Regions from separate parts of the Homo sapiens genome. Here regions 1, 3, 4, 5, 6 and 7 are each linked to region 2. The links are chromatin loops, found by intact Hi-C in ENCODE. Cell type or tissue: mammary epithelial cell. All regions are shown on one strand. Region 1 has its middle 130 kb from the start of LINC02715. Region 2 overlaps DDX10 (DEAD-box helicase 10). Region 3 has its middle 30 kb from the start of LINC02715. Region 4 has its middle 85 kb from the start of C11orf87. Region 5 has its middle 120 kb from the start of LINC02715. Region 6 overlaps C11orf87 (chromosome 11 open reading frame 87). Region 7 overlaps DDX10 (DEAD-box helicase 10).

Evidence for each region. Peaks named below come from ENCODE experiments on the same cell type or tissue, not always from the same donor. Only the 100,000 strongest peaks of a DNase experiment are listed, where the experiment ranks them.
Region 1: it touches region 2 in a loop (17-fold over the local background); 38 of 110 quality-filtered maps call a loop at or near these places.
Region 3: a loop joins it to region 2, with 10 times the contacts of the local background. A loop is called at or near these places in 31 of 110 quality-filtered maps.
Region 4: it touches region 2 in a loop (8-fold over the local background); 2 of 110 quality-filtered maps call a loop at or near these places.
Region 5: a loop joins it to region 2, with 34 times the contacts of the local background. A loop is called at or near these places in 51 of 110 quality-filtered maps.
Region 6: a loop joins it to region 2, with 5 times the contacts of the local background. A loop is called at or near these places in 4 of 110 quality-filtered maps.
Region 7: a loop joins it to region 2, with 23 times the contacts of the local background. A loop is called at or near these places in 51 of 110 quality-filtered maps.

What each region holds. Positions count from the first base shown.
Region 1 is chr11:109,695,801-109,699,800 of GRCh38, reverse strand. No RefSeq gene overlaps it. Among named protein-coding and RNA genes, the nearest start is that of LINC02715, 130 kb to the left of the region's middle. In mammary epithelial cell, CTCF peaks have their summits at 2,373 (motif pointing right) and 3,304; DNase peaks (open chromatin) are centred at 2,460, 3,380 and 3,910; H3K27ac peaks cover 1,639 bases.
Region 2 is chr11:108,695,863-108,699,862 of GRCh38, reverse strand. All of the region lies in intron 9 of DDX10 (DEAD-box helicase 10), which reads right to left. It overlaps LOC124902750 (a long non-coding RNA gene), which reads left to right. Exons shown (of 3, transcript XR_007062881.1): 3 at 286-356. Among named protein-coding and RNA genes, the nearest start is that of DDX10, 33 kb to the right of the region's middle. In mammary epithelial cell, a CTCF peak has its summit at 1,801 (motif pointing left); DNase peaks (open chromatin) are centred at 712 and 1,792; H3K27ac peaks cover 1,584 bases.
Region 3 is chr11:109,851,757-109,855,756 of GRCh38, reverse strand. No RefSeq gene overlaps it. Among named protein-coding and RNA genes, the nearest start is that of LINC02715, 30 kb to the right of the region's middle. In mammary epithelial cell, a CTCF peak has its summit at 2,385; a DNase peak (open chromatin) is centred at 2,386.
Region 4 is chr11:109,335,403-109,339,402 of GRCh38, reverse strand. No RefSeq gene overlaps it. Among named protein-coding and RNA genes, the nearest start is that of C11orf87, 85 kb to the left of the region's middle. In mammary epithelial cell, no CTCF peak of the experiment used is centred here; no DNase peak of the experiment used is centred here.
Region 5 is chr11:109,937,494-109,941,493 of GRCh38, reverse strand. No RefSeq gene overlaps it. Among named protein-coding and RNA genes, the nearest start is that of LINC02715, 120 kb to the right of the region's middle. In mammary epithelial cell, a CTCF peak has its summit at 2,111 (motif pointing right); DNase peaks (open chromatin) are centred at 553 and 2,123.
Region 6 is chr11:109,424,172-109,428,171 of GRCh38, reverse strand. C11orf87 (chromosome 11 open reading frame 87) reads right to left here. Exons shown (of 2, transcript NM_207645.4): 2 at 1-4,000. The coding sequence ends at 3,945. Among named protein-coding and RNA genes, the nearest start is that of C11orf87, 4.0 kb to the right of the region's middle. In mammary epithelial cell, CTCF peaks have their summits at 1,528 and 2,428; no DNase peak of the experiment used is centred here; H3K4me3 peaks cover 41 bases; H3K27me3 peaks cover 262 bases.
Region 7 is chr11:108,869,873-108,873,872 of GRCh38, reverse strand. The region is part of intron 16 of DDX10 (DEAD-box helicase 10); the gene reads right to left. Among named protein-coding and RNA genes, the nearest start is that of DDX10, 210 kb to the right of the region's middle. In mammary epithelial cell, a CTCF peak has its summit at 2,498 (motif pointing right); DNase peaks (open chromatin) are centred at 862 and 2,552; H3K27ac peaks cover 605 bases.

The sequences.
Region 1 (4,000 bases), 1.0 Mb before region 2:
TTGTATTTCTGGTTGTGTTTCTTTGGATCTTTCTCTCTCTCTCTTTTATTAGTCTAGTTAAGAGTCTATTAATCTTGTTTATTCTTTACAAGAATAAACTTTTTGTTTCATTGATTCTTTGTATAGATTTTTTTGGTCTTAGTTTCTTTCAGTTCTACTCTGATTTTGACTATTTTCTTCTGCTAGCTATGGGGTTAGTTTTTTCTTGTTTTTCTAGTTACTCTAGGTATGATGTTAGGTTTTTAAAAATCTTTCTAACTTTTTGAGATAGGCATTTAGCACTATAAACTTTCCTTTTAACACTTTTACTGCATCCCAGAGATTTTGATATGTTGTATCTCCATTTTTATTTATTTCAAATAATTTTTAAATTTCTACTTTAATATTTTTATCCCAAAATCATTTGGGGGCACATTTTTAAATTTCCATGGAATATTGTGTTTTTTAAGGGATCTGCTGGGTATTTATTTTTATTTTTATTGTACTGTTTTCTGAGACTATGATTGGCATGATTTCATTTTTTTTAAATTTATTGAGACTTGGTTTATTAAGTATGTGGAAAATCTTAGAGTATGTTCTGTGTGCAAATTAGAAGAATGTGTATTTTGTGGTTATTGGGTGGAGTATTCTGTAGACTTCTATTAAGTCTAATTGGTCAAGTTTTGAGTTTAAGTCCAGGATTTCTTTGTTAGTTTTCTGCCTCAATGATCTGTCTAATACCGTTAGTTAAGTGTTGTAGTTCCCCTACTATTATTGTGTGGCTGTCTCAATCTTTCATAGGTTTAGAAGTACTTGTTTTATGAATTTGGGTGCTCCAATGTTGGGTTTGTACGTATTTAGGATAGTTAAGTCTTTTTGTAAAATTGAACCATTTATCATTATGTAATGCTCTTGTCTTTTTTTTTTTTTTTTTTGCTGTTGTTGGTTTAATGTCTGTTTTATCTGATATAAGACTAGTGACCTCCGCTCCTTTTTCTTCCATTTTTTGATAGATATTTCTTTAACCCTTTACTTTGAGCCTATGTGTGTCCTTACATGTGAGATATGTCTCTTGAAAAGAGCAAATGGATGGGTCTTTTTTCCTTTTAAATCCAGTTTGGCACTCTGTGCCATTTTAATGGGGTGTTTAAATCATTTACATTCAAGGTTAATATGGATATGTGAGGTTTTGATCCTATCATGAAGTTGTTTGCTGGTTGCTTTGTAGTTTCTACTGTGTACTTGCTTAATGGGGTGTCAACTATGTTGGTGGCTTAAGTGTGTTTTTGTGGTAGCAGGTATCATTCTTTCATTTGCATGTTTAGAACTTCCTTAAGGATCTCTTATGAGGCTGGTCTAATGGTGACAAATTCACTTAGTGCTTGCTTGTCTGGAACAGATTTTATGTCTCTTTCTCTTAGAAAGCTTAGTTTGGTGGGATATGAAATTCTTGACTAGAAATTTCTTTGGTTAAAGAATGCTGAATATAGACCCCTAATCTCTCCTGGCTTGTAAGGTTTTGGCTGAGAAGTCTGCTGTTAGCCTAATGGGGTTTCCTTGGTATCTTATCTGACCTTTTTCTCTAGCTACTATTAAGACATTTTTCTTTAACATTGACCTAGGACAGTCTGGTCACTATTTGTCTTAGTGATGTTTGTTTTGTACAGTATCTTGCAGGTGTTCTCAGGATTTCTTGTATCTGGATATCTCCTTCACTAGGAAGATTAAGGAAATTTTCTTAAATTATTCCCTCAAATATATTTTTCAGGTTGTTTACTTTTTCTTGGGTTAGTTCAAAAGACTAGTCTTCAAGCTCTGGAATTCTTTCTTCTTCTTAGTCCAGTCTATTGATAAAGCTTTCAATTGTATTTTGAAAAATTTAGTGAGTTTTTTAACACTAGAAGCTCCGATTGATTTCATTTTAATATATTTACCTCTTCTTTCATTTTTTGGATTGATTTGGAAATTTCTTTGTGTTGATTTTCATCCTTGTCTTGGATCTCATTGAACTTCCTTGAAATCTGTGCTTTGAATTATTTGTGTCAATTCTGAATTTCCATTTTGGTTAGAGCCCATCAATGGAGAGCTAGTGTTATCCTTTGGTGATGCCAATAAGTTCATATTTTTCGTGATGCCAGAATTCTTGTGCTAGTTCCTTCTCATCGGGAGATGCTGGCACTTCTAATTTTTGTAATTATTTTCATGAGGGTAGCATTTTTTCTTCTTATTTCTTTCTCTATAATATTATTTTTTCTTCTTTCCCTCCTCCTACCCCCAAGGGGGTTTAGAGTGTAGAGAATCCTGGGTAGGGTCATTTGGCTGTGCTTCTATAGCCCTCTGGACTTTTAGCAAGTTTTATATTGGACTGTGTAGTATAACCTATGAGCCAGTAGATGGCGCTTAAGGGTAAGAGCCAGCTGCAGCCAGCTAGGCTAGGTATATGCTTCATCCTTGCTTACTGGGAGAAGCTCTCTGTTGCTTCAGGCAATGGACTAATCCATGAAATGCAGAGTGGTCTCAGCTCCCTGCTCAGCCCCGGGAGTGCTGGGAGCATGATTGGCTGGGCCAGACCAAGCAGGCCCACCTGCAAGTCCCCCAGTGGCAGGCACAAGCACCAGCACTGGGAGAATCCAGTGGCTTGCCACAAAACATCCAAAGATGTGCCTAAGCATGGAGCTGGGAAACTTCCTCAACCTAAAGTTCATTGCAAGGGTGGGGGTGCAGGAGATTGGTGGCCTAAACTCCTAATCCAGGAGAGTAGGTTCTCCAGGTGCCTAGAGATCTGTCTGGTCATGGAGTGTACCACAGTCTCTGCAGAGAAAAGGTGGAGTGTCTCAGGCTGGAAGTCCTGGTCTTCCTGGAGATATGCCTGGGTGTGGGGTGGAGAGGGCCCTGCTTCACCCAGTCTCTGCGCGGGAAGGGTGTGCTACCTCAGGTTGCCAATTCAGGTGAGTGGGTGCTAAGAATTCCTGGAGATCTGCCTGAGTGTAGAGCAGAGAGGGCCCCACTTCACCATAATCTCTGCACAGGAAGGGGAGTGTGGCTTAAGCTACTGATCCTTTTGAATGGGTGCTCTGACTGCCTGGAGATCTGCCTGGGCATGGGAGTGGAGAAAGCCCCACTGTATCACAATCTGTGCACAGGAAGGGTGGGGCAGCCAAAGCTGCCAACCTAGTCAGTGGGTGATCCAAATGCTTGGAGTTCAGCCTGAAAATGGAACAGAGAGATCTCCACTGCACCAGAACCTCTGCCCAGGAAGGGTGGGGTGCCTCAGGTTGATATTCCATGAGAGCGGCTGCTCTAAATGACTTGATATCTGCCTGAGTATGAAACAGAGAGGGCCTCACTGCACCATGATTTACGTCCAGGAAGGGTGGGGTGATTCAGAGGGCTAGTCCAGGCAAGCATGTGCTCTGAATGCCTGGAGTTCTGCCTGAGGGTGGAGCGGAGAGGGCCCCACTGTACCACAATCTCAGGGGAACAGGCTGGGAATGACACAGCAATGACACATGCAGCCCAGTTTCAGGTTGCCAAGCTAGCCCTAGCTACAAGTCTCATTTTCCAGAGAAACTGCAGCTGTAGTAGCTCTCCTCTCATCCCCAGTCTATGATGGGGGAGAGCAGAATTCCAGCACCTACTGCTGAGGCACTTCCCACAGTTCTGGCTATGGAGGCCCCTACTGCATGCCAAAACAAGTGCTCCAATCTCTGGCCCAAGACTAAAATGCCTGCATGGCCAGGCTGCCAGGTCACCAAAGAATGTCTGACTTTGTACGTGCCTGGATTAAAAATGGCACCCTGTTCTTGGTCTGGGGTCTGAAAAAATGCCTACAGCTTTTCTCAGTGTCTTTTCCCCTCAGTACTTCCAGCTGTCTCCTTAAGTTAGCTCTGGGGCTTGAGGGAAACAAAGTGCGCTCTTGCAGTCCAAGTTGCTCAGATTCCCAGTGGAAAGATGAGTCACAGAGGCAGGCTCTCTGCCTCTCTCATGTACTGGGGCCTCACTCACTTTTATGAGCTGGACA
Region 2 (4,000 bases):
ATAACCAGGGAGCTATAGTGGAGATCCCACACCTCTTCTTGTTTCACTTCTACCTCAGGATTGTTTTTATCCTTGAAATCAGAGGTAAAATTTGACGTTGGGTGTGGTAGGCAGCTTATAAAACAACTCCCAATAATCTGCACCTCCTGGTATTGACACCCTTGTGTAGTCCCCCTACAAGGAACAGAACTGACATGCAACCCCAGGATGTTACAGGAAAGATGGACTGTGACTTCCAAGTCTAGGTCATGAAAGACATTACTGCTTCATCTTTCTCTCCCTCAGCTGTCATTTGCCCTCTCTGATGAGGTCAGTTACCATGTTGTGGCTATCCTGTGAAGAAGACCAGATGAAAAGGAACTGAGAGATGCCTCTGACCAACAGCAGAGGAGGAAATGAATCTGGAAACAACCATGTGAATAAATCTGAGAATGAATGCAACCCTAGCTGAACCTTAAAGTACCATCTGACACCTTCATTACAGCCTTGTGATAGACTGAGAGCCAGAGGACCCAGATGAACCACACTGGGTACCTGACCCACAGAAGCTACAAGATAAATGGTTGCTGCGATAATAAATGGTTATTGCTTTAAACCACCAAGCCATGGGTCAATTTGTTATACAACAATAAATAATTAACATATTAGGTAAGATCTGATTCATGAGTCTGAATCACTATCTCAAATGTAGTCTACTACATGTCAGGTCCTGTTCTAAGCACTTAGGGTACATCAATATACTAGACAAACATTGCTGCCTTTATGGAACTTACAATCAAGGTGAAAGCAATGTAAAAATATACTAAGTAAATACTCCAGTATATTTGAAGGTGATAAAGGACTTTGGAGAAAGGAATGTCAAGCAGGGTTAAAAGGAGTGGTTGGGGAGGGTGAGGAAGACAGCCATGTGGATACTTGAGGAAAATGCATTCCAGCAGAAAAGAGACAGCACCAGTATAAAGGCCCTACGGGCAAAAGCACGCCTGGCACATAAAAGAAACAGCAAGACCAGTACGGAGCATAGAGAACAAGGGGAGAATACTAGCAAACTGGGGGGAAACGGATGAATAGTTTAGGCCCAGGGGGTCATTGGCTTTCACTCTGAGTGAAATGGTATGCCATCAGAGGAGTGATATAATCCGACTTATGTTTTAGAAGGAACACTGTGCCTGCTGTATTGACTAGACAGGAGAATAAAGTGGGGGCACCCCTATTCCTAAGGGGTGCCTGGGAAACAGACTCCTAAGAAATACTCCCAAGGGTACCTGGGAAATAGACTCCTAAGAAATATCAGCCCTCCTTATCTACTCCTACAGCCATACTGGCTATACTCTCCCCCAGCTCCTCATTGCTTCAAGATGCAAAATAAATTTGCTGTGACCTTTTATGCAACCTTTAAATCATAGATACCAACAAAAGCAGGTCACGTAAAGAAGCATCAGCCACTATCTACGAGGAGCAGACTGCAGACCTTCACAAATGTAAGCTAAAGGAATTAAAGAAATCATTTTCACTAACAAAGATTGCTCCTATCTTATATCTAAGGTACACATGGTAAGCCTTGGAAAGTTAATGCTCATGAAAACTGTCTTTTTACTTTTATTATTTCAATTCACAAACCAATTAAAGACACTATTAAAAAATTCTCATTAGCTATTCCATAAAGTACCAGTATTCTCCCACAACCAGCCATGAACTCTTCAGAAGTTATTACAGATTTTAACTAGTGGCCATCTTCCTCTTTTCTAAGATCTAAGCTGCTGCCAGTGAGTGTGCAATGCTAAGGTTTGGCCTCTGCTGTCCCCTAGTGGAATCACATTCTGCTCCTTATGTTACAGAATTTCTGAGCGCCACAAAATGTAGCCAGGCACATAAGGCTAAATTAGAATATTGCTGAAATTATTTTATCTTCTACTATTCTGGGGGAAAAAAATAGTTATATATAAATGCCCATCTTCTACCCACAACCCTCCCCTACCCTCCCCAAATAAAAACATTTTTTAAAGTTGAGAATATCTGATGTCTATTTTCCATTCCCAAATATTTTCTACTTTCAACTGGACATTTTTATAAAAACTGGAAGAGCTTGGTTTTGTACCAAAAGAACTATAAGCCCTAAAGAGAATTGCTTTTTAAAGTGACAGAATGTATCACAGGATAGAGCATTATAAAACTATATTCATATACCTGGCCTCACTTATCTCTAAAGGAGATCATTTTGTTAAAAGGGGTGTGCTGGTTAAGGAAAATACAGGGAAATTTCTCAACTGCTATAGATCAAAAGGAATTTAGAAAGGTAAAATTAATTAATACAGAATTAGGTACTTCAAGACAAAAGTACCCAAATCACTTTTTTAGCTAAAATATGGAAAGAAAAAAAGATTCCCCAAATCTTAGCTATTTTGCTAATGAATTTGTTTTCCTATATCGATATATTATAGTTCAATTGCAAAAGCAAACACTATCTGGCAACTTGGTCTTAATTACAGCCAAATACACAGGATTTTAATTAGATTCTAATTTTAATTTAGCCTTTATTCAATTCAATTATTCAGTCTCATGGCCCACAAAACTTTCTAATTATCTTTAAGCCCATTATTGGCAAGTTTTAAACTGCCAGAAAAAAAAAAAAAAAAAAGCATTATATATGCTAAACCTTTCCACATACTATACATCTAAAATAGTCAAGTAAAAATACTTTTAATTGGTTACAAAAGGTCAAACAGGCTTGTGCTTTAAAAGTTAACGACCATACTAAAAATTACATTAAAACATTTTTTTCAGATTAGTATTCTCTCTCTTCAGACACAATAATGTGATGTTGTTCTAACTCCTCTTCATCTCCTCAGTCATTAAGACCCAATTTAATGTTCACCACGGCATGTTCAACTACATAAAATTTTCAACAACTTCTCTAGGAACCAAGAACCTTGAAATATTCCCCCCTCTAGAATCTTTTCCTGATTTATATTGACATGTCCAATAATCTTCATATAGGGAGAATTTTACTGCTAAATGTATTCTATTTATGAATCAGTCTGCCCTGTCCCCATCAATACCACTGGCACATCTAAAAAGAATGTAATACATATGAAAATAATCACATTAAAGAATACACTATATTAAAGATATCGAAAAGGAAAAGAAAAAATAAAAATAAAAAGCGCCTACACCCCTGGCCCAATGCACTTGTGAGATACCATATCCAACCCTGCCTATCCAGAGGCCCACAGGAGCACAGAATGCAGATATGTGCACAGGTACATGTAAAAATTTACACAACTACACATTTACTGAGGAGAATAACAGTGGAGAAGGTCATTCCACCAACCACCACTGATGACTTTCCAAAATACTCACTATGAATGACAATCAAAACAGGTACTCGCCGGGCACTGTGGCTCACACCTGTAATCCCAACACTTTGGGAGGCTGAGGCGGGCGGATCACTTGAGGTCAGGAGTTCAAAACCAACCTGGCCAACATGGTGAAACGCCATCTCTACTAAAAATACAAAAATTAGGCAGGTGTGGTGGCACGCGCCTATAGTCCCAGCTACTTGGGAGGCTGAGGCAGGAGAATCACTTGAACCCGGGAGGCGGAGGTTGCAGTGAGCTGAGATTGTGCCACTGCACTCCAGCCTGGGTGACAGAGCGACACTCTGTCTCAAAAAAAACAAAACAGAACAAAACAAAAACCATGTACTCAATACATTAAAGACCAATGAGGCACCATCTACCCCCTCATAAAAATGGAGAACAGGCAACTATTCTACCCATGTCCCATTTTAGTTAGTTCCAAGAAGAAAGAAAGTTCTAAAAACAAGTTTGTCTAAATGTACAGTATCATATACAAAACCTAATCCTAACTGCATTGCTTGTTTAAAACTACATCATTAATTGCAATTAAAAGACTTATTTTTGAACCCACTAATTCATAAATCCTATTTTTAAATAGTCTTTCATTATTATACTGTTCTCTCCCTTCTTTCATGCTGGTC
Region 3 (4,000 bases), 1.2 Mb before region 2:
TAGAAGATCAAATCAGCCACAAATATTTCTGTGTCTCAGGAAGTAGGGAGGCCTGAGGAAAGGGGCATAGATGGAAAGAGATGGGGAAAAAGCTGTTCTGTGGAGCAGTCAGTCTGGGCCTTCCAAAACCCAATTTGGAGTAAGGCCCAGACTCTCTTGAATTCTATGAAGGCTGAGAGAGGTAAGGAAGCTGAAGAAGAAAAGTTTGAAGCTAACAGAGCTTGGTTCATGAGGTTTAAGGAAAGAAGCCATCTCTGTAACTTAAAAGTGCAAGGTGAAGCAGCAAGTGCTGATGTAGAAGCTGCAGCAAGTTATCCAGAAGATCTAGCTAAGATCACTGATGAAGGTAGCTACTAAACAACAGATTTGCAATGTAGACAAAACAGCCTTCTATTGGAAGGTGATGCCATCTAGGACTTCCACAGCTAGAGAGGAGAAGTCAATGCCTGGCCTCATAGCTGCAAAAGACATGCTGCTTTTCTTGTTAGAGGCTAATGCAGCTGGTGACTTAGTTGAAGCCAATGCTCATTTAGTATTCTGAAAATCCTAGGGCCCTTAAAAATTGTTATGCTCTATCAATAAAACAACAAAGTCCAGATGACAGCACATCTGTTTAAAGCATGGCTTACTAAATATTTTAATGCCTCCATTGAGACCTACTACTCAGGAAAAAAGATGCCTTTCAAAGTATTACTGCTCATTGAGTAATATTTTAGTAATCCAGGAGTTCTGATGAACATGTACAAGAAGATTAATGGTGTTTTTACACCTGCTAACCAAGCATCCATTTTGCTTGAATCAAGGAGTCATTTTGACTTTCAAGTCTTATTATTTAAGCAATATATTTCATGAGGCTAGAGCTGCCTTAGATAGCAATTCATCTCATGGATCTGGGCAAAGTAGACTGAAAATCTTCTGGAAAGGATTCATCATTCTAGATGACATTAAGGACATTCATGGTTTATGGAAGAAGGTCAAAAATGCACATTAACAGGAGTTAGGCAGAAGTTGACTCCAATCCTCATGGATGAGTTTGAGGGCTTCAAGATTTCAGTGGAGGAAGTAACAGCAAAAGTGGTGCGAATAGCAAGAAAGCTAGAAGTAGAAGTGGAGCCTGAAGATGTGACTGAATTGCTGCAATCTCATGATACAACTTCAATGAATGAAGAGTTGCTTCTTATGGATGTACAAAGAACGTGGCTTCTTTCTTTCTTCTTTTTTTTTTTTTTTTGAGAAGGAGTTTCACTCTTGTTGCCCAGGCTGGAGTGCAGTGGTGTGATCTTGGCTCACTGCATCCTCCGTTCCTATGAAGATACTGTAAAAGTTGTTGAAAGGACAACAAAGCATTTATTTTTTATTTATTTTATTTTTCTTTTTATAGATTTAGGGGGTATAAGTGCAATTTTGTTACATGGTGCATTATGTAGTGGTAAAGTCTGGGCTTTTAGTATAATCATCACCTAAATAGGTATACCTTGTACCCCGTAGGTAATTTTTCATCCCTCACCCGCCACTGAATTTCCCACCTTTTAGAGTTTCCAGTGTCTATTATTCTACTCTGTATGTTAGGTGTACACATTATTTAGCCCCCACTTATAAAGGAAAACATGTGGTGTTTGACTTTCTGTTTCTGAGTTATTTTACGTAAGATAATGGCCTCTAGTTCCACCCATGTTGCCACAAAAGTCATGATTTTTTTTTTTATGGCTAAGTAGTAGTCCATGATTTATCACATTTTTTTAATGCAATCATCCAGTGATGGACTTTTAGGTTGATTCCATGACTTTACTGTTGTGAATAGTGCTGTGATAAACATATGAATGCAGGTAGAATTTTATATAATTATTTATTTTCCCTTTGGGTAGATACCCAGTAGTGGGATTGCTGGATAAAATGGCAGTTCTATTTTCAGTTCTTTGAGAAATTAATAAAACACCAAAATCAGGAGAAAGCAAAATGTGGTGAATGTAATTAAGGAAGATTTTATGGGAACAGAATTTGTTTTGACTCTAAAAAAAGGTAGATAGATAAGGGAATAAAGAATGGGCATTTATTTACATGCTATATTTTCTCTAAGGAGACACCACCATTCTATAAGCAGCAATATTTTGAGCCTTGGCAGGCGAGAATGATAAAAATGAAGACCCCAAGATACAGAAAGTTGTGTTAAGTCACTGAAGTGGTGACCGAATGACCTGAGCGTCTTCCAGACACATGTATTGCCAGATTTTGTCTTTCTGTGAATGTACATTTCATTGCTCTTCTTGAGGAGACAAATATCCATAACTGAGTATAGTAACTATTCATATAGGAAGCAACTAAAAGAAGTACTTTAAGATGTCTTTGCTGTTTAACTTTCTGGTTTCTAGAGCTATGTCTCCGCCTGATGGGAGGTAATGGAATTACGGTAAATTTACAAGGGCAACTTGAATAGAATCATGCTTATTACATCAGCTAGAAAATCACCCAGCTAATTATAGGAAACAGAGAAAAAAATCCCCAAAACAATGATGACCATAAAATATGTAGTTTGCTGAAGTTACATTTTCTTATTGCAGTGAATTACTTAAGATGTATTTCTTCCCTATAGAGAGCTATACTGTTTTAATGCATGTACTATTGGGAACATTGAAAAGCATCAGTGCTATTTCATTTAAGGGGTGTTGTTGTTGCACTTCTCAAAAAGTATTTCTTTATTTGCTGATGTGTATTTAATAAAAGGATAAACTTCATCTGGAATGTTATTGACATCAATTTGAGGGGAGGGGGTTGTTGTGGGAGGAATATATTAGAGAGAAATTTCAAAATTTTTCATGGATACAGACAGTTCCCATACATGATTCATGTAACAAAAATATAACAGTATTTATTACACTTCAATTTTTACTGGACTTAGTATATATCAGTCTTTGCAGTTTTTGTGACTCGTTTTCTTCTAATCCCTGATAAAAGCATGGATTAACATATTATCAGCCTCTTGGTTTAGAAGTAGAGATGAGGATTTCTGTGTTTCAGAATCACCCATGGCCTCTTTTGGTATAAAAGCTAGAGTTGAAAATAGCATGCAATATTTAAAAAAAATCACATTAGTTATTTAAGATCACATAATAAACAAATTTAGATATGTTTTAGAACTCTTTATCCTTTGTCTGGGAAAGAGAGTACTAAGAATTAAGCCACAGTAGGTTTAAAAAATTACTTGATTTATTGGATAGTTATGAGAAAGAAACTAACAATTGGCAAATATCCTGAGCGCTAAATTTGGCTAGGTGCTTTAGATAGATAACATGCTTTTGAAAAAGCGGTGTTATTTCCCCAATTCACAGAGGGGGAAATAGGTATTTAAGCAACTTGCCTAGGATCACATTGCTATTAAGATGTGAACCTGATAGAACTGGCCCCACATCCTCATCCTTCTCACTGCTTCATTTATATCCCCATTGTAGAAATTAGAGGAGCTTTATTGTAGAAATGGACTCATACAATTATGGAAGCTGAGAAGTCCCACGATCTGCTGTCTGCAAGCTGGACCACCATGAAAGCTGGTGATGTAATTCAGGTGGAGTTCAAATGCCTGGGAACCAGGCCAGGCTGCTGGTGTAAGTCTCAGGTTCACAGGCCTGGGAACCAGGAGCTTTCATGTTTCAGATAAAATAAATTCATCCTTTATTCACCTTTTGGTTCTATTCAGGACTTCAGTGGATTGGATGATGCCCATTAACATTGGTGAGAGTGATCTTTACTCAGTCTGCCTATTCAAATGCTCATCTCTTCCAGAAATATCTTCAAAGACACACCCATAAATATTGTTTAGCCAACACTCCCTTAGCCCAGTTGAGTTGATTCATAAAATTAATCATCACACACACTCCTCATTTCAGCAAAAAAAGCTGAGTGGGACCAGCACCCAAAAGTAATAGGCCAGTTAAGGAAATGATTTAAAGCCAAGTCAGTGAAAATACTTAACAAAAATGCAAATGTCAATACCTTATATTAGTAT
Region 4 (4,000 bases), 640 kb before region 2:
TTACCTTTCAAAAGCCTCACCTCCAGATACTATCATAATGGGAGTTAGGGCTTCAACATATAAATTTTGGGAGACACATTCAGCCCATAACATAGAGTATTAAGAAAATGAAATAAAACCATATTAATATGTATAGGATATGATGATTTGTTTTAAAAATTAGTTATCAATTGATTTCAATTGCATTGAATTGAAATTAATTACCAAAAAATCAATTACCTTATTTGTGAATCCATGTCCAAGGTGTAAAATTTAGAATAGCTCCTCTTTCAATAAGGTTGTACAGGTAAAAGACATATTCTATGGTAAAGCACAAACATTATCTATCCTCAAAAATTATTCAAGCTACAATATAAAATACCAAACCAAATTAAAACAACACAAACAGTGAGCCAGATCAACACCTGTTTAAAGAGATGATGCATTTTCTGAGTTGCATGGTAGAAATGTTTCTGTTAAGGGCATTTTAGGGAAGAGTTACAGAAGGGAAGGTGATAGAGTTTCATAATAATTGTTTAACAAATGCACTTGGAAGTCCCTAACTATAAGTAGAGCCAGCAGCCTCCAAAGGAGCTTAACACAATCTCTGTAAAGGCTGATCTTACTCAGACTGACACATGGGAAAAGAGTATTTGAGTACTAAGCCTTCAATTCCTCCTAGACGCAAGGCAAATGCTCTAAAACAACTGCTGAACCTAAATCCATTGATAAATGTGCGTAAGACATACGGGAAATATGTCTAAATACATGGTTTGAATTAATTCTAAACCCTGGGAAAGTCCAATGGTGGGGATGAGAATGTGGAACTGGAGAAGAATATGCCTTTATTTGATTACTGACTGTAAACCTTCCTTCAAGCTGCTAATAAGACCTGTACTCTAGAGTGGATGCTTATAGTGGTCAAACAGTATTGTAGGGAAGAAGACTGCACTACAGAACCCCAAATATGTATGCGTAACTGCAGCTGGATTGACATGTCTGGAAGATAGAGTTGATCTTGCCTTCTAGAGCACAAAAACTATTACTTAACAGGAATGTTTATTTTGGCATTCTTTATCACCAGTGAAGTGTGGTAAACTCAGCCCAGCAACTTCAGAAGATTTAGTCTATCTGTCCATGCCTCAGATTTCTACTAGACCAAGGTGGCTTAAATAAAAGGAACATGGAACATTGGCAACTGTACTACATACTTGGTCAAAATAGAGACTGGTGAATTCAGGCCTGGCAGTAGCTTGTATTATTTTAAACTTGAATTAATCTGACTTTATTCTCTACATTAATCAAGCTAACCAATTCTCCAGGTTTATTGTAGGGATATATATATACACACACACACATATACAGTATGTTTATATAATGATATATATAATGTTTTATATATATATGGTTTATAGTGTAATCAATGTATAAAATTTCTTATGCCCAAGTAGGTCTAAATCGAAAGCATTTTAATTTGTAAATTAAACAAGATTTTGTAGAACTTTACTGTTGACACATTATAAAGTTATAATTTTACCTAGAAGCGCTAGCATAGACTACTCAACCTTTCAAGATTGATATTATAGTAGGTAATCACGTGCAAGGTAGATAACCCATTGAAAGGGCCCCATCCAGAAGTAATCTCATCTTTCTACCATTCCTATGGTACTTTAAGCAAACTTAATTACACACACACACACACACACACACACTATCACTAAGATTCTGCATTAAGAAATAAAAAACTAACTCTTAAACGGTTTAAGCAGAATAACTATTTAAGAAGAATTAAGTAGAGATAATAGAATTTCCAGGAAGGCTGAAGAATCACGCCTGGGGATAAGCAACCAAAAATAATGCCAAGACTCAGGCTACAGAACTGCTCTGGGGAGTATATCCATCACTGCTGCTGCCGCAAACATCCAGGGATTGTGCCTTGACCCACAGACACTGCTGACACATGTCACAGATGCTAACTTGCTAGTTGCACTGTTTCCTGAATAATTCAACCTTATGAGAACAATCGCCAGAGCAAATTCATCAACCCTGAATCTTTCTGTCCAGAGTGGTTGCACCTGATTAGCAGGGACCAGAGAACATGGTCATGCCCTCAGTGCAAGGTTGGCTAGGTAAGTATCTGGAATATTCATATCCTAGATAGAGATAGAGAGAGAGAGAGAGAGAGAGGAGAGAGGCCGTATCTCCCACAAAGACTCATGAGGTAAAAAATTCCCTGAGCAAAGGAAGAGTGTTTGGATTATAGAAAGTCAAAAATAATGACAACTATTCATTACATTTGCACTGGTTTTATCATCCCTACTAGATTTATTATAAGACCCATGGAAGGAGGTCTCAAATCATATTTCTTTGTATCATCAAAATTAGCTATTATAGTGTTTAAACTTCTAAGGTACTCAATAACAATTAGTTTCATGAACAGAACCATGGTATAAACCATTTTCTAGAAAAAAGAACTTAGAATATGGTTAGCCTAATATAATATCCATTTCATTGTGTACTTCTATAATACACAATAACATTAGCTATGACTTAAAAATTTCTGTCATAACTACGAAATTTCAAGCACATAAATATATTGGGTGTCTGAAACTACTAATTCTTAATTTGGTAATATTTGTTCTGACTACCTTCTCTTATTACCTAGAAACAGTTCATAGCCAAAATGTGCACTAAAAAATCAAGAAATCAATAATTTGCCTGTACTTATTCCACACTGTTGTAAGACTGAAATCATATTATGTTCACTAAAATTTGAACATAATTTCTCAGAAATCAAGCATTTCAACTAGGAAGTCTTTGCCTTAATGTTTACACTTCAGTCAGGAATTTTCTCCAGGAAAATAAGACATGCTCAGAGAAATTTACAAATTTTGTGAAAGCTTAATAAAAGAAACTCAATTTCTTCAACTCTAGTATCTGACCAACAAATAAGAAGATCTTGTATAAATGAGGGGTATCAGTTAGAGCCACTCAGTTACGGGTGCCTTTTTTTTTCCAAATGAGGCACTGTGCTGGTTTTCAACATTCTAGCATATGCACATGGGCATTCGATTTAAGCAAAGTGTATCTCTGGAAATCATCACCAGAACCCAAGTCCTCCCCTTGAGGATAGCTTGCACCAATATTGACATTAGGGGAATCTCAGAGATTCCTGAGTCCAATATGGGTATCCTCCAGTAACTGCAGTCTACTCAGTGGAAAAACAACTGTCATAATCTGGATCCTTTCAATAAAATTGTCTGAAATTCCTTAGTGGCCTAAGATATGAATTGACTTACATCCTCATAAATTCTGAACATCATTAACACCTAACCAGGGCTTTTCAAAGAGCCCTCTGACTAACACATGTTGATCTACTCCTCAACACTTTGCTAGAAAAAATAAGAAAAAGCAAATGAAAAAGGATAAGAAAAAGCAAATGAGTTACCCAGTTAGTATTAAATGCTACCCTTATGCCCACATTTGTGCTAACCATTCTGAGGGAAAAGAAAAAAGAAAAAAAAGTTAGAAAACAATATTCCCCACCTTCAATGTTCATGTATTTTCTTCAGAAAGACAAAAGTAACCCAGAGGATACAGGTCAAACTCAATTAAAACTAAGTGGATGACACTAGTCAAAAGAACACATACAACGCATCCATTCCTGAAGGACTAGAAGCGTAGGTCATGTGTTTTCTTCCTGTTGAAGGTCACATTTCAGGTCGGGGAAAAAAGATATGGAAAATGTTGTTGCTGATTAAATAGATGGTATCAAAGAACACGTTTTCAGACTGTGATTTATAATTCCAAAATCGAAGGATGCTGGCAAGCAAGGGGACACATCCTATGAAAAATGAGAAGAAGCAAATTACACCATGATCCTGAAGACTTAAAACAAATGGCCAAGAGTGATGAAGATAAATGGTTAGATTATATTGTAGACAGAAACAATGAAACTACAGGAAGAAAGATAGTGGATAAGAGACCTCCCAACCCTTCCAAAAAGTCAAGAGACATTAGC
Region 5 (4,000 bases), 1.2 Mb before region 2:
GCTCAGGCAATGATGTTTTTATTGGCATTTCCTTAGAGTAGTATCAAGTACAATTGTTTCAATGTTGTTGAATATTAAAGATGGAAGAAAGCTAGTTCTATTTAGTCTCTTATTCTGACTTTGCCAAGATACCATAAATATTGTTACTCCCACATTTCTCACCATTCTCCAAAAGTCAAATCACAAGTGTTGATTAAATGTCTATTTATGCATTTAATTAACTGGGATGGAGGTTCCCGTGGAGAAAAAGACATTTGTCCATCCTTTTCCTACACTATACCATTGTTTATTTCTCATGTCTCTGACTTTACCCCCTTAGCCATCCTTCTTTACCCCCTTAGTCATCCTTCACCGATTTGCTACTTGTGAACTCTTCCTTGTTCGTCAAAACTTCAGCTTAAATTTTACCTTCTTTTCCATGTCTGCCCGGATTCAGCTAAGCTGAATGAACCCTTCCTCCTCCTTGTTTTCAAAGAAACGTGTGCAGATTGCGTGTCATGGCGCTTCTGAATGTTGTATTACAGTTACTTGTTTACATGCTCTATCACCACTACGTTGTCAAGTCATGTCTGAGTCATCTCTGCCACTGTCTCCAACCTTAGGTCTTATTAGAATTTGATGACTGTTTGCCTTGAGGAGCTTACTCTTTAGGCAAGAAGCTTGTTTAAAATAATCGAAAATTATAGGAGGCAATAATGAATTCTTTAACTCATTTAGCAAATTTTTTACTAATTGCCAATCTTGGCCTGAATATAGAAATGAATAAGACAGACTTGTTACCTGACTTCATAGGCTTTAAAATTTGAGCTTAGAGATAGGGTTTTTTTTTTTTTTTGGAGCTGGAGTCTCACTCTGTCTCCCAGGCTGGAGCTCAGTTGTGCGATCTTGGCTCACTGCAACCTTCACCTTCTGGGTTCAAACAATTCTCCTGCCTCAGCCTCCCAAGTAGCAGCTGAGATTACAGGTGTGAGCCACCATGCCTGGCTAATTTTTGTGTTTTTAGTAGAGACAGGGTTTCACCATGTTGACCTGGCTGATTTTGAACTCCTGACCTCAAGCGATCTGCCCACCTCAGCCTCCCAAAGTGCTGGGATTACAGGTGTGAGCCATCCCACCTGGCCTAGAAATAGATATTAAGTAACAAAGTATAAAGATGGCTTGTGATTAGTGAGAAGACAGAATGCAGAATAGACACAGGGCACAGCATGTTCAAAGGCCCCGAGGCTATAAGAAGATTAGTCCTTTGGATAAATAGAGAGGATTGGTGTCAGTGACACAGGGATGGATGGAGAATGGCAGGAGATCATCTGGGCAGAGGTCAGATCACATAAAGATTTTTAGGTTATGTTAAAATGTCTGGAATTTATCTTAAAATCAAAGAAAAATCACTGAAGAATATTAAGCAGGACTTCAATAGATCAAATTTATTTTTTCATTTGTTTTTTTTTAAACAAAGTTATTTCTGGTTGCTGCATGAATATTAGATATGAGGAGATAAATTAGGAGGGTAAAGGATGATTCCAATTCATGTTAATGAGTATGTTTAGGTTATATCATGTGTAATGTCAATGGTAATCGAGGAAGTTGATGGATTTGAGAGACTTTTAGGAGCTGGAATCCACCGTTTTTAGAGTTTGTGTGTGTATTTGTGTTTGTGTGTTATTGTGTGTGTGTTATTGTGTTGGATGGATGATGGAGCCATGAGGGAGAAGAAAATGTCAAAGATGACTCCCAGGCTTCTGGATTGAGCAGCTTTATGAATGTCAGTACATTAAAAAATGCTTATATGGAACAATTTAAGAAATGAGAGGCTGCTCACCCCAACCTCTCTCATCAATCTTTTGAACTTGAAATTCTGTCAAGTCTTTATACAGTATTCAAGTAGCTCATATAAAAAGGCAAATAAAACATTTAGCTCAGAAGCCCATAAATGTTCTCTGTGACTCAGAATCTCTTACTAATTAATGCAATAGATTTAAAAAAAAAGTCTAAAAAAGTTTTAGTTTTCTGCCATTCCCACCCCCATTTCCCTCCATCCCACACTTGGAGCTAAATATAAACCAACCCATCTGACTAAAACTGGCAAAGGTCTTTCTAAGAAGCACTAGATGGCAGCAGAGGAATTCCTTCACCTCAGCGGAAAAAGGTTCTGCATAAGGGGACTGTGCAGGAAAATGGCCAAGTTCCAGCTTTCCACTGTTACCTGAATTAAAGGCAGAGAGAATATAAAAGAGGAAAAGTAGCATGGTTAGCTAAATGCTGCTTCATCAATTCAACCTGCTTGGTATTCATGTCACATGGAGAAAAGGTTTTCCAAGTACACTTGTCTCTTGTTTGATGAGGTAAATGCATTTCTGTTTTCTTTATAAGCCATAAAATTAATTTCCATTAAAGCAACCCTAAATTTTCCTGCTGAATTTCATTATTGAATTGGGGATTAGTCCTGTAGGAAAAAAAATCTGTCTTCAGGCATTATTAAATTATAGTCAGCAATGCAGTAAATGTTTTAAAATAGCCCATTCAAAGAAAAATAATACTCACCTGCCCACAATACTGACGATAATATTGAAATATTTACAAGTAATTAAAAAATATCAGTAATAGTGTGCTATATTCCAAATAAGGTGTAAAATAAAAAAAATTAAGAAGAAAAAATATAGTACAATCTCAGGTTCTTTAGAAGTAAGTGATTAATCTTTCATGTTGCTCACTCCTTAAATATTTAGCATTTGGCTCGTTTTTTACACTGTCTTGAACTCCTTTATCTCCTGCATATTAAAAGTAATTCATTAAATTTTTTTTTTCTGTATTTGGACTTGGGCTTTTCCCAACTATTAGTTCATGCTAACTCTTTCATGTCCTAAGTAATGCTTTCTTCATTTACCTGCTAGCAGATGTTTCTTATTAGGTGATGATATTGTTACTATGCAACATTTGCATAATGGGTTATAGGTTGCAGAATTTTTTTACATATATTATTTCATTTATTCTTTGTACCAATATGTTATATGGGGATCGTTATTACACCCATTTTACTGATGAGAAAAAAATTAGAAAGGCTAAGTAACTTTCCCAAGGTCATACATCTTTTAAGTGATGGAACTTTGACATGAACCTAGGTCCTTTGCCTTTAAATTATAGGATCTTTGCACTGTTACTCACTGACTTCCAAACAACTTGTGTATTTACAAAATTAAGTTTACTTATTAAAAAACCCAAGAACCATATAAAGAAGAAAAAACTATAGCCCACTGTGTTTAAGGACAATGGGAGGCCACTAGAGGGTTTTAAGACAAGGGTTGATATGACTTGCATTTTATGAAAGAGACCTGTTATTTCAGTATGGAAAGTGGCTTGAAGGCAGCAAGAGTGGATCTGGGAGATTGATTAGGTGGCTATGTCAGCAGTTCAGGAGAAAGAGGAGGCTTTGGGTGGTGGCAATGGGTATCATAAACAATTGGCATATTTGAGAGACATTTGGGAGTTAGATTGAGTGGGCCTTGGTGACTGAGAGCAGACTGGGGATACGGAAAGAGGGTGTCAAGGATGAACTTTAGGATGAGCAACTGGGTGGGTGGAGGTGTTATTTACAGAAACAAAACATTGAAAGAATATTTGATTTTTCTTGTATTGTTATTTGACCACCATTTAATTAATTGACAAACATCCTTGTTAAAATAAATTCTTTTATATTTTAAACTACAGTTAAGAAAGGCTGAACACTTTTGCCTGGAATATTCTTTCCCCAACCTACAAACCTAAGCTTAATCTATCTCTTCCAAGAAATCTATTTCCCAGCTAGAAATCTTTTTCCCAGCTGGAAATCGGTTGTTCTTTTCCATGGCACCGTGTTCATGCCTCTGGCATAGCTCTTGTCATATTCTGCCTTTACTTTGGTGCTTATACCTACTGCCCCAGATAGACTATGTTCTCATGAATTATATTTTAATAAATATATACTGAATAAATACTTGAATTAATTGATTTTCACTCCCATTTT
Region 6 (4,000 bases), 730 kb before region 2:
CCCTAAACCTCTTCTGGATATTTTTGCTTTCCATCTAGATATTTAGACCACATTGATATGGTCATAACTTTATTATCATTGCTACATTTGAGTCACTAACCTAGGAAAGGAAGCTTATCTAATTACCAATTTTCCAAGCTAACCAGGACTCTCCCCTTTCATTATTAAAGAGAAAGTCATTCAGATTTGACCCCAGAGAAACAAGTGCATGCACATACCGGACTTTTCAGTATCCTCTTTGGGTAAGAGGATGGAACAACTATTTTGGTTTCCATCTCATTCTTGTAATGACAGAAAAGAGAATACAAAAAGTCAATTGTAAATTTATACAAAACGTATGCATATATAAATACATATCTATGGGTGTATATAAAGTCTAAATATTATATCCATCTACATCTTCAAGATTCAGAGTCTTGTACCGTTGACATAATAGTATTCTCTCTCCAAATTTTCTCATTTTTAAAAACAATAAGAATCAAGCATGCCACCTTATTAATACTGAATAGCAAGTGCAGAAGTTAAGCTGTAGCTATAGGGGTTTGAAGCATTTAGTTTGACGGGACATCAGTGAATAAAATCCTTAAAATAAATTTAGCTATTTCCAGATTGCCTTTTGTTTCATAAAAATGAAAACCTAAATGCCCTGTTGGTAGCATCCCAAGCTCCTGAGACTGCCAATTGAGCCCTATAAGAAGCAGTGCTTTAAACAAGGTCTGTACAAATTGCTTGGATATGTGCTTATTGAAATAATTTTGTGTGGAAACTGGATTACTAGAATTTCATGTAATTCTCTATCTCATAAAAAAATCACAAGTAATACCACTGGAAGCTTAGGTTTTGAGTATATTAAGCTCAGTATGAAATCTGACTCACAAACTGCATCATCTTTACACAGAGCACTATTAAAAATATTAAACTACAGTCAATTAATGGAGAAAGGCACACACATTTAAAGTTGCACAATAAAAGTGTATTACAGATGTGTGCCCACGTTGAGAGGTATTGAGATCATTTGTTTTACAATATACATAATGCTTTTATTTCTCTTGCTCCTTGCATTCCTTTGGGGAGAAATGATGTAGGACAATTTCATAATTACCCCCACAGAGTGTACAGGCTGCTCCTTGGAAGGGGATTATTATTGCATGCCTTGAATATACTATGATTCATAAGGCAAGAACATATGCGTAGCTTCAGCACCAAGAAAATGGAATCGTTATCCAGCACTGCTCACAACAGAACATCTTATTGCTTTAATAAAATGGGAAATTATTCGCTGTAGAAAGTGCACCAAATAAGGGAAAGAAAGTAATATCCATGCACTTATTGGAGCTCATTGGAAATGATGAAGCTCCCTTCTGGGACCCTGATTCTATTCAAATTTCAAGTCCAAAAGTCATTCTGTAATAAGGTATTAAAGAGCTACCACTGGATGAGGGTAAGCTACAAAAATCAATGGACTTTCTTCTTCACAGTGCCTTAGTCATTCTGATGTACAGTGTAGAACTCTGATGCACTACAGGATTCCCTAGTGGCCTGAGGGAGTTAATGCACTCTTTTACCTATTACTAGGAAGTGACTAAGGCACTGGAGAAAAACTGGTTCATTGTTTAATATATTGTACCCAAAGATTATACCTGGTCTTCCTAATATTACAAGATGGCATGCTTCAATGATGATCTTCTGTGCTTCAGGAAAGGTGATTATCTTATGGGTGATTAAAATTAAGTTTATTAAATTATTTTTATAAAAGATGCAAACTGAGCTTGGGCAATTTAATAGATGACCAAAAATATTAGAGGTAATGTTTCCTCTGGATAAGAGCACATATGTCTGGACCAAGTAGACAATTTAGAACAATGAGTTGCTTGGGAGAGGGATGCTCATAGGGGCACTGTTGCCTTACACCCTGCAGGATAGTAAGGACTCTCTTGGTAGAGCTTTTTGCAGATCACTTTCATTCATACATTTTCCAAAAATTTGAATAGCTGTCAAAGGCTTGATTTCCAAGAAGAGATGTCACTGCATATAATTAATATTGTAATATGCTTCTGGCTTCTTCTGTCATTCAACCAAAGGAAACAAGGTGGTAAATAACTATAGACTACTTCCATTTCTAACATAGATGGCCTTGTCTGGCATTAGAAAATAATAAAATATTTATCTTATTTTCTCACTTTCTTTTTTTCTCAGTATTTTTGTATGTTCAGTGAAGTTAGGACAGACTGAGAAAGAGAGCCTTTCTTTTGCTGCAGGCACAGATTTGTAACTAAACAAACAAGCTGCAAACATTTGTATCCTATAAGTAATTACTGGATCTAGCTTTTCTTGAAATTCGCATGTCTTATCATCCAAATTGCCCAACATCCCCACCAGTCTCATCCCCAACCACATACAGTACAAGCAAGCACACACACCACTGCCTCCAGGTGGTAACTGCATGCAGGGAGAACTACAGGCACTGTTTAAATATTAACCATGTTTTTAATAGATGGCATTCTTGCACATCCATTATTTGTTTGTTTCTGTGGTTGTGTTTTTTCTATTATTTGCAAAAGAAAAAATAAAGCGTGTGTGTCATCTTTTTATAACAGTCTACTACAGAATAAGGTACAAAAGAACACTTCTGGAAACAGCAGAAGCCAGGTCTGCACCACTGAATTTCTCATCCAGTGGTAACCATTATATCAACAGCTGGAAATTAAGAACAATAATATACAGTTTGGAGGACATAGTACAGAACTATAGTTTTTTTCTGTATTTGGTACCAATATACTAAATATATAACAAAGGTGCACTTGTTCTAAAAATAAAACAAACGTTCTAGTTGGTTAGATACTGCACTTTCAGTACTGCACATCACCTAATACTTTTTTTTTTTTACAAAAAAGGTAACTTATGCAATGTTTAATAATAAGAAAACCAATAGTACACGCTAACTCGATTGTAGAAAAAGAAGAAAGAACCCAACCAAAAGCCAGAATAGTCACTTTCCAAAACAGCCCCTCCTCTGCCTTCACAACTAGAGGAAGTAATCAGAACGGTGAGGCGACTTCAGCACCAGACCTGGCTGGACAGCTCCCAGATCCTTTGTAAATCCTGAAAATGTCACAAGTCAAAGGTGTACGGGTGGGGGCGGGGCAGGGAATGAAAGCGTTAGCTTTTTAAAAAAAACTCATTTAAAGATTTTAACGTACTTATGCTCGGCCAGCGAGGGTCATTTTAAAAAGTAAATTAAATGCTCTGTCCTGGAAAATGTAATGGTTAACCAAAGGGTGAGAAATGGGCGGACTGGCGAGGGGTACCTGTCATAAACACTTTCCGGGGACTATTCTCTATGGCCTCTTGCAGTCCTGGTGCTTAATGTAGACATTTTCTTTATAATATACTATTGCCTGAGCCCGGCTGAGGGTGGGAATGGGGAGGAAAGGGAAGCTAAAGGAAAAGTGAAAGCTTAGGGGTCAGAGGGGAAGGAAGGAAACTAAATCTTAACTTGACAGCTATGTACATTACCGGGCCCCCTCCCCTCCCTTTGCTCCGGGAATCAATGCCTTTTATATATTTGGTAGCTTGTGCGGTTTCTCCTCCTAATTGAGGGGAGCGCGGGGTGGAATGGGAAGATGCATCCTCCATTGACAGTTAGAAATTATGTGATTTGTCATGCGCTTGGATTGTGTTATTAGTATTATAATAATTACTATAAATATTAATAAAGTATTATTATCAGCGTTATTTCTTCTTCCGAGACTTTCCTCGCCCAATATTTACAAATACCGCACAGTGCCTCGGCGGAGGAGAAACAAGAGTAAGGGGAGGGCAGGTAAGGAAACCAGGAAGAGGAAAGAGGGGCCAGAGGAAAATGGAAAAGGAAGGAAGAAGGAAAAAAGCAAGGGTGGCAAAGATGCTGGAAACGAGGACGGGGAACGAGAGGGGCTAGACGATCAGGACAGTACCACCGTTTGCAAAAGGCCCTCGCCAGCTGTGTCCAAACAGGAGG
Region 7 (4,000 bases), 170 kb before region 2:
TAATTTACTTGGGATTGGTGATTTACAGTCTGTGCTGTAAAAAAACTATAATGACATCTAAACTTTCTCATAAGTAGCTTTGTATTGCAAATAAAACATTTGAGGGATGTTCTGGTTCAAACAAAATGCCTAGACAGTGTACATGTATGTCAGAGGGCCTTAAGTCTGAATTCTCCTTCTTGGACAATCAGTCATTTAACCTCTCTGGGAAGAGGTTTTATGAAAGAAATTTGAGATTCTTTATAAGGAAAAAAGAGAAGATGCAAACCACAAAAGAATTTGTCCAAAAGAAGGTGTTCTCGGAAGGATAAAAGGTTTCTTGCTTGGGACAGGCAGAACAATGTTACAAGACAAAGATAACCACAGATTAGGAGGGGAAAACAATCCTATAATGGCTTACTCATATAATAAAGGGGTTGTTTAGTCATTCAAAAACATCTTTCTCTGAACTATCAGGCATAACACGTCTGTAGATCTAAAGCTGACAGTGAAAAGGAAGAAAGAGAATAGATTGTAACTTTTGTTCCCAAGGGGACAGAGGCAACATACTCATTTTTGATAAATATCATCCTACTTATGGACAAAATGTCAAGTTTTTCTCAAACTTGACCTTCAGACAATTAAGACATCCTTGTCTACCCACCTGGAAAAACAATATACCATGACTCAATTTTTTACTCTAATAAAAGGGCCACTTAGTCCAAATTTAAATACCATATTACCCTAACACAAGATGACAATGCAAAATTTGCTGATCTTGCACTGATTCATGTGACAGTCATACACAATTGTGTGAGCACTCAGGATGATTTAAATATGAATTATGCCCATGATGTTTATTCTATAAACACTCACAGATTTTATTCCAGGCCTCCTCCTGAGCAGTGGCTCCTGATCTCAAGTCACAACACAGCCCATATTTAACGAGGGTAATTCCTAGTTTTCAGAAGTCTTTATAAGATGAGAGCAGAAGAGGTGGGAGGAGTGGGAAAGTGAAAGAATGGAAGGGAAAGAGAATGACCGTGAGAGAAAGGGAAATGGGAGGGGGGGGGAACGGAAATTAGCATCCATATTTTTAAGAAAACATATTTGTATCTGCACCAAAAAACACTGCTATAGAGAAATATTATCAAATATTTTCACAAATTCAAACACAAACACACATCCCACTGGGTGCCACAATTCACTTACAAACTCTTCTAAAAGAAACAAATGATACTAGTGCCAGAAATAATAAAAGTCAGTTGAGAAGCTAGCACACTGAACCAAAATGGACTCCTATTTTTGCTGTTAAAACAAGTTTGTTTTGCAAACCAAAGCTGTCTAAACCTGGGGAGAATATTATCTCAAAGTATCCCTGATTTTGTGGAACTTAAAATACTTTTTATAAACTACACCCGCATCCTTCCACCCCCCTACACAAACTTACATAAGTGCTAATTTCAAGGGAATGAGGGCTGTTTTCTTAAGTATTTTATGCTTGTATCAATTTGCTTTTCTCTGAAATAGCCAAACATAGTAAAGAAAATGCTTGTTTTATAGACAGGAAGATAGAACACAATGATCTTAAAGGATATTCAATGCAAATAACGACTTAATGGAAAATTAATTATGTAAAATTGACTTTGAATACAATTAGTCATCAATCTCTTCTATGTATTTGTGATTTATCTTGATATAATATTGTACCATTGTTTGGTATCCACAGAAACAACTGAGAAGATGAGTTTAAAAACATACAGAACAAAAGTAAGAATCAAGATTACTGCAAGATAGTTAACTCATAAGGCAAATTCAGAATGTCGCAATGAATGTCATTTTTGTAAATTGCTACTAGCAATGCAATCATTTGTTAACTTAAATTTCTTTGTAACTCACTGAAACTCCTTTATACATAAACAAGGTGGAGGCATTCACCCTATCAAAGCTTAATTTTTTTTTTTTGAGGCAGAATTTCGCTCTTGTGGCCCAGGCTGGAGTGCAATGGCATGAACTTGGCTCACCACAACCTCCACCTCCACGGTTCAAGCGATTCTCCTGCCTCAGCCTCCCGAGTATCTGGCATTACAGGCATGTGACACCACTCCCGGCTAGTTTTGTATTTTTAGTAGAGATGGGGTTTCTCCATGTTGGTCAGGCTGGTCTCAGAACCCCCTACCTCAGGTGATACACCCACCTCGGCCTGCCAAAGTGCTGGGATTGAGGCGTGAGCCAACGCGCCCAGCCCAAAGCTCAATTTCTTAAATTCGTGGGACTGGTAAGGAGGAGGATGGAGTTGGGGTGTGGGCAAATGGATGGGTACAAAGGAAGCAGAGCTGAAATTTGTTTTTAATTCTAGAGCAGTGGAAGGAAAAGATATTTCTTTCTTTTCTCACTGCTAGGGTGACCAGTAGAGTATGCTGGAAAGAAAAGGGGATGAATCAAATGCAATGAGGCATTACATTATAATTCAGATTTTTCTACCAGCAGGAGCTTATGTGTTCCAGAGTTCCAAGCCCCCAGCAGAGGGCAGGATGCCCTTTCCCATAGAAGCTGAAGGCATCTTTGAGTTATAATTAAAGTGATCATACCTGGGTTTGCCCAGGACAGTTGTTTTGGTACAATTAGTCACTGCAACCCCTTTCACTCACCTAAGTGTCATGCTTGTATGGTACATGGGCAGCCTAAGTGATAATGGAAATCAACCACAGTATAGAACATCTTTTCTATGGAGAAAAAAAAAATGCTCCAGTTTACATATGAACTTGGACACAAAGTGTATAATTAGAGATTGTCCATGTGTGCTAATATCTATCTGGGTCCAGTAACATTGCTTTCTAGCCCTCCCCCTCTTTATTTTGTTTTACTGTTCTGCCTCTGAAAGGATTCTGAAACATCCCTAGAGTTATTATGCCTTTCAATAAACAATATGCTATAATTCTTCAATTTTGACACTATTTTGGAAGTGTCACAGTGAAAACAAGAAACTGTATTAAAGAGTTACTGCTTCTTTCACTCGATAAATACTCAGTACCTACTGTTTGTTCGTATCGGTCTAGGCACTGGTGATTCAGCAGTGAACAGAACAAAGTCCCTGTTCTGAGTTTCCCATTCTAGTGACAGTAAAAACAAGCAACAACAAACTAGTATGTATTTATATATTGCCTGGTAGAGAGAAGTACTATGGAGAAAAATATATCAAGGTAAGAGAATACAGGATAAGAGGAGGTTGCTATTTTGCATCAGGAAATCAGTGAATGCTTCTCTAGTAAAGTTATGTTTTAGCAGAAATCTGGAGACAGTAAGGAAACAAATCACATAGCTATGTGGTGATACCAAGAGCGAAGGCCAGAATCTGCTTAGTGCATTTGAGGAGTAATTAGACAGTCTAAAGTTAAGAGAGTTAGTGACAGAACAGTGGGAAATAAGACCAGAGAAGGAGCTGGAAGCTAGATCACATGTGAACTTTGTAGCTTTTGTGACAAAGTAGACAGGGAAACTCTTAAAGGATGGGGGTCTGAACAGAATTATAATATGCGACTTACTTTTAAAGGCTCATTCTGGCCACTATAATTCAGAATAAACTGGGGATAGAAGAGTGGGAGGATAAGAGAAAGAAGACTAGCAGACTAGTTAGAAGACTGTTACAATTAGTAATTCATGTTACAGATTATGGTGACTTGGATGATAGGGATAGCAGGAGTGTTAAAAAGTGGTTAAACTCTGGATCTATTTTTAATAAAGTTTTTATTTTTAAATAACTGTAGATTTACAAGAAACTTTCAAAGATAGTACAGAATTCCCATATACCCCTTACGCAGATTTCTCCTATTGTAATTTTATAGTCCATTTCTCCCAACCAAGAAACCAACACTGGTATATTACTATTAACTAAACTCCAGATGTTATATGGACTTCACCAAATTTTCTCATCTACTTTTAAGATAAAGTCAAATAGGATTTACTAATAAATTGTGGTGGAGTATAAGAATGAAAGAAGTGAAGGCTATCTCTAGGGTTT